Linked DNA regions of Homo sapiens: regions 2 and 3 are each linked to region 1. Evidence: chromatin contacts called from ENCODE Hi-C data. All regions are on one chromosome and are shown on one strand. The core of a region is the stretch at or near the end of the contact, and the rest is flanking DNA. Distances in the headings are between cores, read along the strand shown. Region 1 has its middle 41 kb from the start of FAM124B. Region 2 overlaps DOCK10 (dedicator of cytokinesis 10). Region 3 has its middle 71 kb from the start of DOCK10.

Region 1 (3,063 bases), core at 189-2,688:
TTATTCTGATGCTTTGACATCTAGGACCTTGCTGACTCTAGACAGACTGCCTGAATCAGGCCAGCCAATTTCTAGAGATAGTAAAGGACTCACCTGCAAGTGCACCTTTCAGATGCCAAGCAACGACCCCAGAGCCCACACCCAGCCACCTCCTTTAGCATCTGTCATAGGGCCCTCAGACTCAGGCCAATATTCCCCTGCCCTAATCACCCCAGGGCCAAATACTAGACAACCAGACGCAGTCCCTCCACCCCAGAGCTCACTGGAATTATTCAAACTAGCCAATCCTAAGCCTGCTTAGCCCACCCCACCAGGGAAACCAGGATAAAGGTCCTCGCCCACTATTCCCCTCACCAATTCTGCCTCCTGACTTGCCCTAGTGCTCTCCCATGTGGCCGTGAATGGTGTGGCATGCCCCCTCCACCAGGAGCTGTGAGCAATAGCTATCTTTACAATGGCAGTCTGGCAGTTGTCTCCTGATCTGTTGGCCTCACCATAATTAAATTATATACAATTGAATCATAATATAAGTATGAATAATATTCACAATTGAATAATAATGAAATCTACATTTTAAAACATTTTAATAAGGTTCAAGACAGTTTTGAAATATTGATATTTTCAACATGATTAGAATAAATTTATACCCATAGACATGATGGCCAACTATAATGCATAGAATTATTATGTAACATCTCTTATGAACTAAACATTCTACTGTGTAATTTAGAGAATATAATAATTTTTAAAATAATCTTTAGTCTTCATCACCCCTCATTACTCCTTAGAGGAATCAGGTACATGTGCAACATAGCATAGATTATAAGACAAACTGTGATCATTGCCATTACAGAGATACAAGGAAATATGGGAGGGTAGGAAAAGGAGAGATTAATTCTGGGAAGAGATTTCCATTGTGGATAGAATCCAACATTTTTAGGCTGGGCGCAGTAGCTCACACCTGTAATCCCAGCACTTTGGGAGGCCAAGGAGGGCAGATCACTTGAGGTCAGGAGTTTGAGACCAGCCTAGCCAACATGGTGAAACACTGTCTCTACTAAAAATACAAAAATTAGCCGGGCATGTTGGTGCATGCCTGTAATCCCAGCTACTTTGGGAGGCTGAAGTAAGAGAATCCCTTGAACCTGGGAGGAAGGGGATGAAGTGAGCCAAGATGGTGCCATTGCACTCCAGCCCGGGCAACAAGAGCAAAACTCTGTCTCAAAAAAAAAAGGAAAGAAAAAGAAAAGAATCCAACATTTTTATTTCCTTTTATATGTTCTACATTTCTTTATTCAGTGTTAATTTGGAGATTTATAAAGACTTAAAAATCACTTTTTTAAACTAGTACATTCTTGATTAATTCAAGTAAATCATTGCCACCTGACAAGCTTTTTAGCCTCCAGTAGAACAAATTATGAGTCAATACTGCACACAATTCCTTCTAAGAGTGAAATGAAACATGAGAACTTGTTATAGTTGGAGAGCTCAATTATATACGTGGGCAACTTACATTTTGTTGCCAACTAACTTGGCCTCGTGACAATCTAGTAGGTTGCAAGTTTGCTTGGCATAAAGTTTAACTAGGAATGAAAATTAGCAAAAGTATTTAGAAATTTTTTATCCTTCTATTATATAGTTTAACTGCTTCTGTGGATTATTGTTTTTCCACTTAAAGATAATTTTTATGATCAATAAAGTATTACGCAAACAAGAATCCACTTAACACTAATATCAGTTAGGCATCAGCATGTCCCTGTGATGTACATGAGTCATCTTACATAAAAATGACTGCAGTGATTTTTAACAAAGGAATTCTAGGTAGTCCCACTAAGACTGGGACCTGTGAGGCTCATATGCAATGACAGGTGTCTTTTTTGCCTTTTCTCAGTTGCTGTCTTTACCTCTTCTGGGTAAAAATGGCCTTGATAAGGCCATTGCTTTCTGCCACTGGCCCTTTCCCACCATGTCTGGGCAAATGCCCTCATGGCCTCTTGTTAGCCTATACGGCATCCTTGTGTAAATTGGAAAAAGGAAAACTTTCTTTGCAACCCTCAGCTGTCCCCTCTGAAAAGTTATCTTAACTAACATGAGTCCAAAAATGCAAAAATAATGAAGGTAGTTCCTCAAGTGTGCACACCCAACCTGTGCAGTATGATAGGACCCTGGTTGCTGTGCAAAAGGGAAATGTACCTTCCTGTCTATCCCAGTGAACACTGGATGTCTGTGTCCATGGCTGTTTGACAAAATGCTTGTGTTTTACAATTAATATAGAACCCAAGTTTACAGTTTTTATCAATTAATATTCCAGGTTATTCCAATCATAACCCCACTTCCCATCACTTGCATTCTGATCATCTTAGCTCTGAATTAGAGCTAAAGGATACAGTTTATGCCGGCAGAATGAAAACATCCCTGGACCCCAATCTCTAATGGTGACCTGGGATTGATGTACAGAATTGTGAATTTTGTTTTTCTGTCCCTTTTCCTTATCCTTCTAACTGTGGATACATCTTTATTAAGAAAAGGACAAGAGACCAGGTGCAGTGGCTCACACTTATAATCCCAGCACTTTGGGTGGCCAAGGTGGGTGGATTGCTTGAGTCCAGGAATTTGAGACCAGCCTGGCCAACATGGCAAAACCACATCTCTACTAATACAAAAATTAGCCAGGCATGGGGGTCCACACCTATAGTCCCAGCTACTCAGGGGACTGAGGTAGGAGGATCAATTGAGCCCAGAGGTTGCACCACTGCACTCCATCCTGGCTCATAAAGTGAGACCCTGCCTCAAAAATGAAAGGAAGGAAGGAAGGAGAGAAAGAAAGAAGAAAGAAAGAGAGAAAGAAAGAAAGAAAGAAAGAGGAGGAGAAGAAGGAGAAGAAGAAGAAGAAAAAGGAGGAGGAGGAGGAGGAAAGGAGGAAAGGTGGGAAGGAAGGGAAGGAGGGAAGAAAGAGAGAAAGAAAGAGAAAGAAAGAGGAAAGAAAGAAAGAAAGAAAGAAAGAAGAAAGAAAGACGTGGAAAGATAAAGTAGAGTAGACCATCTACATTTACATTTTTACAT
Region 2 (2,738 bases), core at 238-2,737, 640 kb after region 1:
CAGCACTTTGGGAGCCTGAGACAGGAGAATCACTTGGAGTCAGGAGTTCGAGACCAGTCTGGCCTGGTGAAACCTCGTCTGTACTAAAAATACAAAAATTAGCTGAGCATGGTGGCTTACGCCTGTAATCCCAGCTACTCGGGAGGCTGAGGCAGGAGGATCGCTTGAACTGAGGACGCAGAGGTTGCAGTGAGCCGAGATCGTGCCACTGCACTGTAGCCTAGGCAAGAGTGAGACTCCATCTCAAAAAGAAAAAAAATTAATCACTAGAAGCTATTGTGTTAATCTGGCTAATGATGTGTTAATTGGAGTTAAACTATGAAGTGGCTTAGTGCTGTTTTGTGTCAACAGTGGGATGCCAAACATTATTATGGGCAGTGATATTTTATCAGTACTTTAAAGTGACTGGTTAGCTACTAATAGTAGAAATAGTAGCAGTAGTCTGGCCACATTCAGGGTATATGCATTTATCAGTAAGTACATAGATGAACTAGCAGGTAGGTGCTCGGGACTTTGGTAAGTCATGAATGAAAAGAGCTACACAACAATATACAACAGACCTTTTTTTTTTTTTTTTTTGAGACGGAGTCTCGCTCTGCCACCCAGGCTGGAGTGCAGTGGCTTGATCTCAGCTCACTGCAAGCTCCGCCTCCCGGGTTTACGCCATTCTCCTGCCTCAGCCTCCCAAGTAGCTGGGACTACAGGTGCCCGCCACCATGCCTGGCTAATTTTTGTGTATTTAGTAGAGATGGGGTTTTACCATGTTAGCCAGGATGGTCTTGATCTCCTGACCTTGTGATCCACCCGCCTCAGCCTCCCAAAGTGCTGGGATTACAGGTATGAGCCACTGTGCCTGGCCAGTATACAACAGACTTTCTATAATAGAGTTTTATTTGCAATACTGTGGAAGGGCAGTGTCTTAGTCCATGCAGGCTGCTATAATAAATACCATAACCTGGGTGGTTTATAAACAACAAAAATTAATTTCACACAGTTCTGGAGGCAGGAAGTCCATGATCGAGGCGTCGGCAGGTGTGGTGTCTGTGAGGGCCTGCCTCCTGGTTCACAGATGGCATCTCCTTGGTTTGTCCTCACATGGTAGGAGGAGCAAATGAGCTCCCTTGAGCCTGTTTCGTAAGGGCACTAATCCCACTCCTGAGGGCTCTGCCCTCATGACCTAACCATCTTCCATAAGGCCCCACCTCCTAATACCACCGTCTAAGGAGTTAGGATTTCAACATGTGAATCTGGGGGGAGATGGTAAGGCGACACACATAAGCAACCCATAGCCAAGAGAGAGGGAGCGTAATTCAGTCAGGGGGATTCCATATGGCTTCTCAGAGTCTAAGCTATTTGACCTGGGCCGTGAAGGATGAATAAATGACACTTGGGAGGAAAAGTGAGTTAGAGTATTTCAAATGTGAAAGGCTATGTGGCTCACGAAGGCATCTGACTTTTGAAGGCCGATACCACTTGTTTACCTGATGCTAAACTCTCCCTATATTAGCACTGCCCCCTGCTGTCCATTGTGAGAAGAGGTCTGAAAGGACAAATGCATCCTTTTTGCCATTTTGCCCTTTAAAAATGAACAGACTGTCATCCTCAATATCACTTATTTGTAGTATCATTTCTTCAAGTTTCCATTACCAAGTGGCATGCTGAATAAAAGCAGGCACAGACCAAGAACAGCAATGACAACACGGCTTTCTCAGTGAGTTTACATAGATGTAAGCCTGATTCCACCTCTTAGGGTCCTTTATTGATAGATAAGTCATACATTTCTTTGGCCTCAGTAGTTGAGATTTAGTCAGCTCTTCAGCTCTCTTTAACTGTTAACTGATGAGAATATTTGGAGACAGAAAATGTCTCAGTGACTCCTCATCATAGTGAGACAATGGCCACGCCATGCCACGAGGAGCTAGTTGCATGGGCAGGCAGGTGTAAACATCCACATATGCAGAAAGAAAAAAGCCAGCAGCTGGCATCTCGTCACCCACAGCTTCCAGAAACAGTCTGGAATGTTGTTGGATGCTCAACACTGCAGAATTGGTATGAACCACATCAGTGTGGTCTGTCTTGCATGATCGGGCAGGTGTAAACATCCACATATGCAGAAAGAAAAAAGCCAGCAGGTGGCATCTCGTCACCCACAGAATGTTGTTGGTCGCTCAACACTGCAGAACTGGTATGAACCACATCAGTGTGGTCTGTCTTGGGGCAGACAGCAAGAACCGAGAAATGACCAGGGTAAATTCTGAGAGTGACAAATTCCATCTCTATTTGAGAATGGGAAGGAATTTGAAGGTTACATTTTTATTTTTATTTTATTCTATTTTAGAGACAGGGTCTCACTTTATCACCAGGCTGGAGTGCAGTGGCATGATCTCAGCTCACTGCAGCTTCGACTTCCTGAGCTCAAGTGATGCTCCCACCTCAGCCTCCCGAGTAGCTGGGACTATGTGTGTACCACCACACCTGGCTAATGTTTGTATTTTTAGTAGAGGCAGGATTTCACCATGTTGCCCAGGCTGGTCTTGAACTCCTGGACTCAAGTATGCATCTGCCTCGGCTTCTCAAAGTGCTGGGATTACAGGTGTAAGCCACCGTGCCTGGCTGGAAGGTTACATTTTTCAGTTTGAGTTTTGGGTAAACATCCCCATGGAGATCCTAAGTTCACTGATGGTGGTGTGGGACCTTTTATGATTCCACTAGAATGCTGATCTTGGGAGTAGAATTCT
Region 3 (2,975 bases), core at 26-2,525, 750 kb after region 1:
TTCTTTGTGTTAAGAACACTCCAGTTCCACTCCCTTAGTTATTTTTAAATAGTCAATAAATTATAGTTGACTACAGTCGCCCCATTGTGCTATCAAATAGCAAATCTTATTCATTCTATCTAACTATATTTTTATACCCATTAACCATCCCCACTTTCCCCCTGTTCCTGGGTACCCTTCCCAGCCGCTGGTAACCATCATTCTAATCTGTATCTACATGAGTTCAGTTGTTTTAATTTTTAGCTCCCACATATCAGTGAGAACATACAAAACTTGTCTGTGTGCCTGGCTTATTTTACTTAACTTAATGTCCTTGAGTTCCATCCATGTTGTTGCAAATGAGAGAATTTTATTCTTTTGTATGGTTGAATATTCTATTATGCATATGTACCACATTTTCTGTATCCATTCATCTGTTGATGGACAATTAGGCTACTGTAGATCATTAACCTTTGAAAAATAATATTTAAATAAACACCAATGAGGCTTATAAATCAACTTAATTTTAGTTTTTTACTTTTGAACTAACTCAAGCTATTTTTTTGAAATTTAAATTTACTAACGCTTTCTTTAACTAGAATATCCTGAAGTTTTCCTGAAATTGGGGATTATCTTTCTTTTTAATGTAAAAATGATGTCTCGCTCTGATATAAACATAAGAAATTCAGTTTCTTTTCAACTATTGTTGGAAAATTTCAGAGGTTGCTTTCACATCATGTTTGTGGCCTGTCATGCTGAAGGTTGTATTCCCAGGTGCTCTTGTTCTCCCTGGTAGCATCTGGCCATCTCATTGCTATATCTTCCTGGTGATCTAGTCTTCTCTGGACTCCTTTCCCTGTCCCCGTATGGTCATAACTACTTCTCTTTAAACCCTAAGGTTACATTAATGTAAGAACACTGTGAAACTAGTGGAAGATTAGCCTTTACTGACTACCAGAGGGTGATAAGGGGCAAGGCATTATACTATTGAATGGGAAAATCAGTAAAATTAGATATCAGACACCATTGTTTCTGAAATCCACTGCTGAACTTCATCACAGAAAGACCATTAATTTATTTTGTCTCCACCCACTTGGCCAAGGGCCTCCTTCTGGTCGCTGGGGCAGGCCCTCATTCAGAGCTGCCTTCCTTTTCTGTTTCATCTACTTGCCTCTTTCAGTGCCTGGGACTCCCGACCCTCCAGCCCACTCACAGGAAGACGCCAAATCATTTTTACAAATGATTTTAAATAAACAGCGTGAGTACAAAAGGTTACTCTTCCCCTTTTCTTTAAACTTCATCCTACAGAGCAGTTTAGCCATCTCTGTTCTCACTTCTGCATTCCAGGTTCGGCTGCAGGCCCTGCTTTCGATAGCCACAGTGCCTGTTCCCTGGGAAATCCTCTCTCTCCTCTGAATGCAGAAATGGTAGCTGTCAGCATGGACACGTGCACGCATGCACACATGCACATTCTCCTTTTGGATTCATGTCACTCGTTACATTTTGTGGACTATAGGCTTTCAGTATGCTACATGCTTTCATATTATTTAACCATCCTCTTATAAGTGTTATGCATGGAAAACAGATTAATAAAGAAAAATTGTTAACAGTTTGGAAAGTCTGAGCATCTTTCCCCCTAATAAACCTCTTACATGTGACAGCCCAGAACTAATTTTGCTCAGTCTGATGCCAAGCCTGTGCCCTGCTGCTACACTAAACTGTATCTCATGATTTTTTTCTGTAGAATGGTGAAAAGATAGAGTAACACCCAGTAAAATACAATGTCACAGGCATTGAATGTTCTTAACAAAATAAAATAATTGTGACTTCGTTTTCAAAATGTTTGTATGAAATTATAGAAATACATGGTTGGAATTTCTACCCATGTACAGGAACATTTTTGTTTCAAAGGCTGTTGAAATCTGATATCTGTCACATCTGTGATCCAGAAGTCCCTAAGGCCTGAGATTATCCAACAGTGGTGCAAATGAAATAGATGTTTCATTGTTTACGAAATGCTCAGTATAAGTGCTGGCAGTGAATGCCAGATTTGAGGAGACTGTATACCATGGTGCCTCTCCCAAACTGCCAAAAATACGACAACTGTTAATTCTCAGTATCCCTGAGAAGCAAGCAATTTATAGTATAGAAGTCAAACCCATAAAGGAAATGTTCAGAATCTATGGGTGGATAAGACTCAAGTCTGTTAGGTGAGCCAAACTTAATTTTTGACTCCTGCTAAGATTGGGAGAATTCTGCTTGTGAAATCCCTCTGGAATCCTACACTATACCCTGTGTTACAATCACGATGGCCTCATGGAACACTATGTCATCATCTGCAGAAATATACAAATGCTGGATCTTAAATTATTTACTATAATGTGTTTAGAATATTAACTATAATTGCTTCATGTCTACTGAGCTTGAATATAAATTTCAGTTTTTTGGATAATAAATTTTGTACTCACCTAAGATTGTATATGCCCAAAATATATAATGCACCATGAGAAGAGTAAATTAACAACTTTTCTATCTAATTTTTAATAGATTTCCAGATAATCTTGTTACAGCTTAAATTTTTCTATTTGGTCAACTACACAAGGAGAAACTAGGGAGAAAAAGTCCTGTGGAATAGTGGAAAATTCATTAAAATTCTCTGAATAATTTACTCATGGATGCAACTTTACATAGCATAATGGTGAAATCAGCACTTACCGATGTAATCCCATGATAATTCAATTAACATTTTTTGACTCAGTTAAAAATTTTCCTAATTAACATCTGCTATAAAATGTAAAACACAAAAATTAATAGTTGCCTAGAGTTCTGAAGTATGCACTTAGTTGCACACACATTCCAACTGGCATTTGTGTGTGTGTGTGTGTGTGTGTGTGTGTGTGTGTGTGTATGTGTGTGGATTAGAATGGGTTGGTATACTGAATCACAAAGCAATAACAAGAATTGCTTTCTCATCTGGTCTGGCATATGAGAAAACC

What was found. A loop is a pair of places that touch in the nucleus more often than their neighbours do. Pooled maps may share reads with other maps.
Region 2: a map of tibial artery shows a loop between it and region 1 (9-fold over the local background). The contact joins two enhancer-like sites. A Hi-C loop is called at or near these places in 24 of 168 maps with a recorded cell type or tissue (A673, B cell, Calu3 and 20 more), 27 of 37 single-sample maps with no recorded cell type and 29 of 50 pooled maps.
Region 3: a loop to region 1 is called in a map of MCF 10A, with 5 times the contacts of the local background. The contact joins two enhancer-like sites. A Hi-C loop is called at or near these places in 3 of 168 maps with a recorded cell type or tissue (CD8-positive, alpha-beta T cell, MCF 10A and mammary epithelial cell), 1 of 37 single-sample maps with no recorded cell type and 5 of 50 pooled maps.

Annotation. Positions count from the first base shown.
Region 1 is chr2:224,359,398-224,362,460 of GRCh38, forward strand. No RefSeq gene overlaps it. Among named protein-coding and RNA genes, the nearest start is that of FAM124B, 41 kb to the right of the region's middle. Within about 2 kb of position 1,439, at least 2 of the 41 ENCODE cell types and tissues checked have a DNase peak (open chromatin) inside an H3K27ac peak, as active enhancers do.
Region 2 is chr2:225,000,729-225,003,466 of GRCh38, forward strand. The region is part of intron 1 of DOCK10 (dedicator of cytokinesis 10); the gene reads right to left. Among named protein-coding and RNA genes, the nearest start is that of MIR4439, 8.4 kb to the right of the region's middle. Within about 2 kb of position 1,488, at least 6 of the 41 ENCODE cell types and tissues checked have a DNase peak (open chromatin) inside an H3K27ac peak, as active enhancers do.
Region 3 is chr2:225,111,561-225,114,535 of GRCh38, forward strand. No RefSeq gene overlaps it. Among named protein-coding and RNA genes, the nearest start is that of DOCK10, 71 kb to the left of the region's middle. Within about 2 kb of position 1,276, at least 3 of the 41 ENCODE cell types and tissues checked have a DNase peak (open chromatin) inside an H3K27ac peak, as active enhancers do.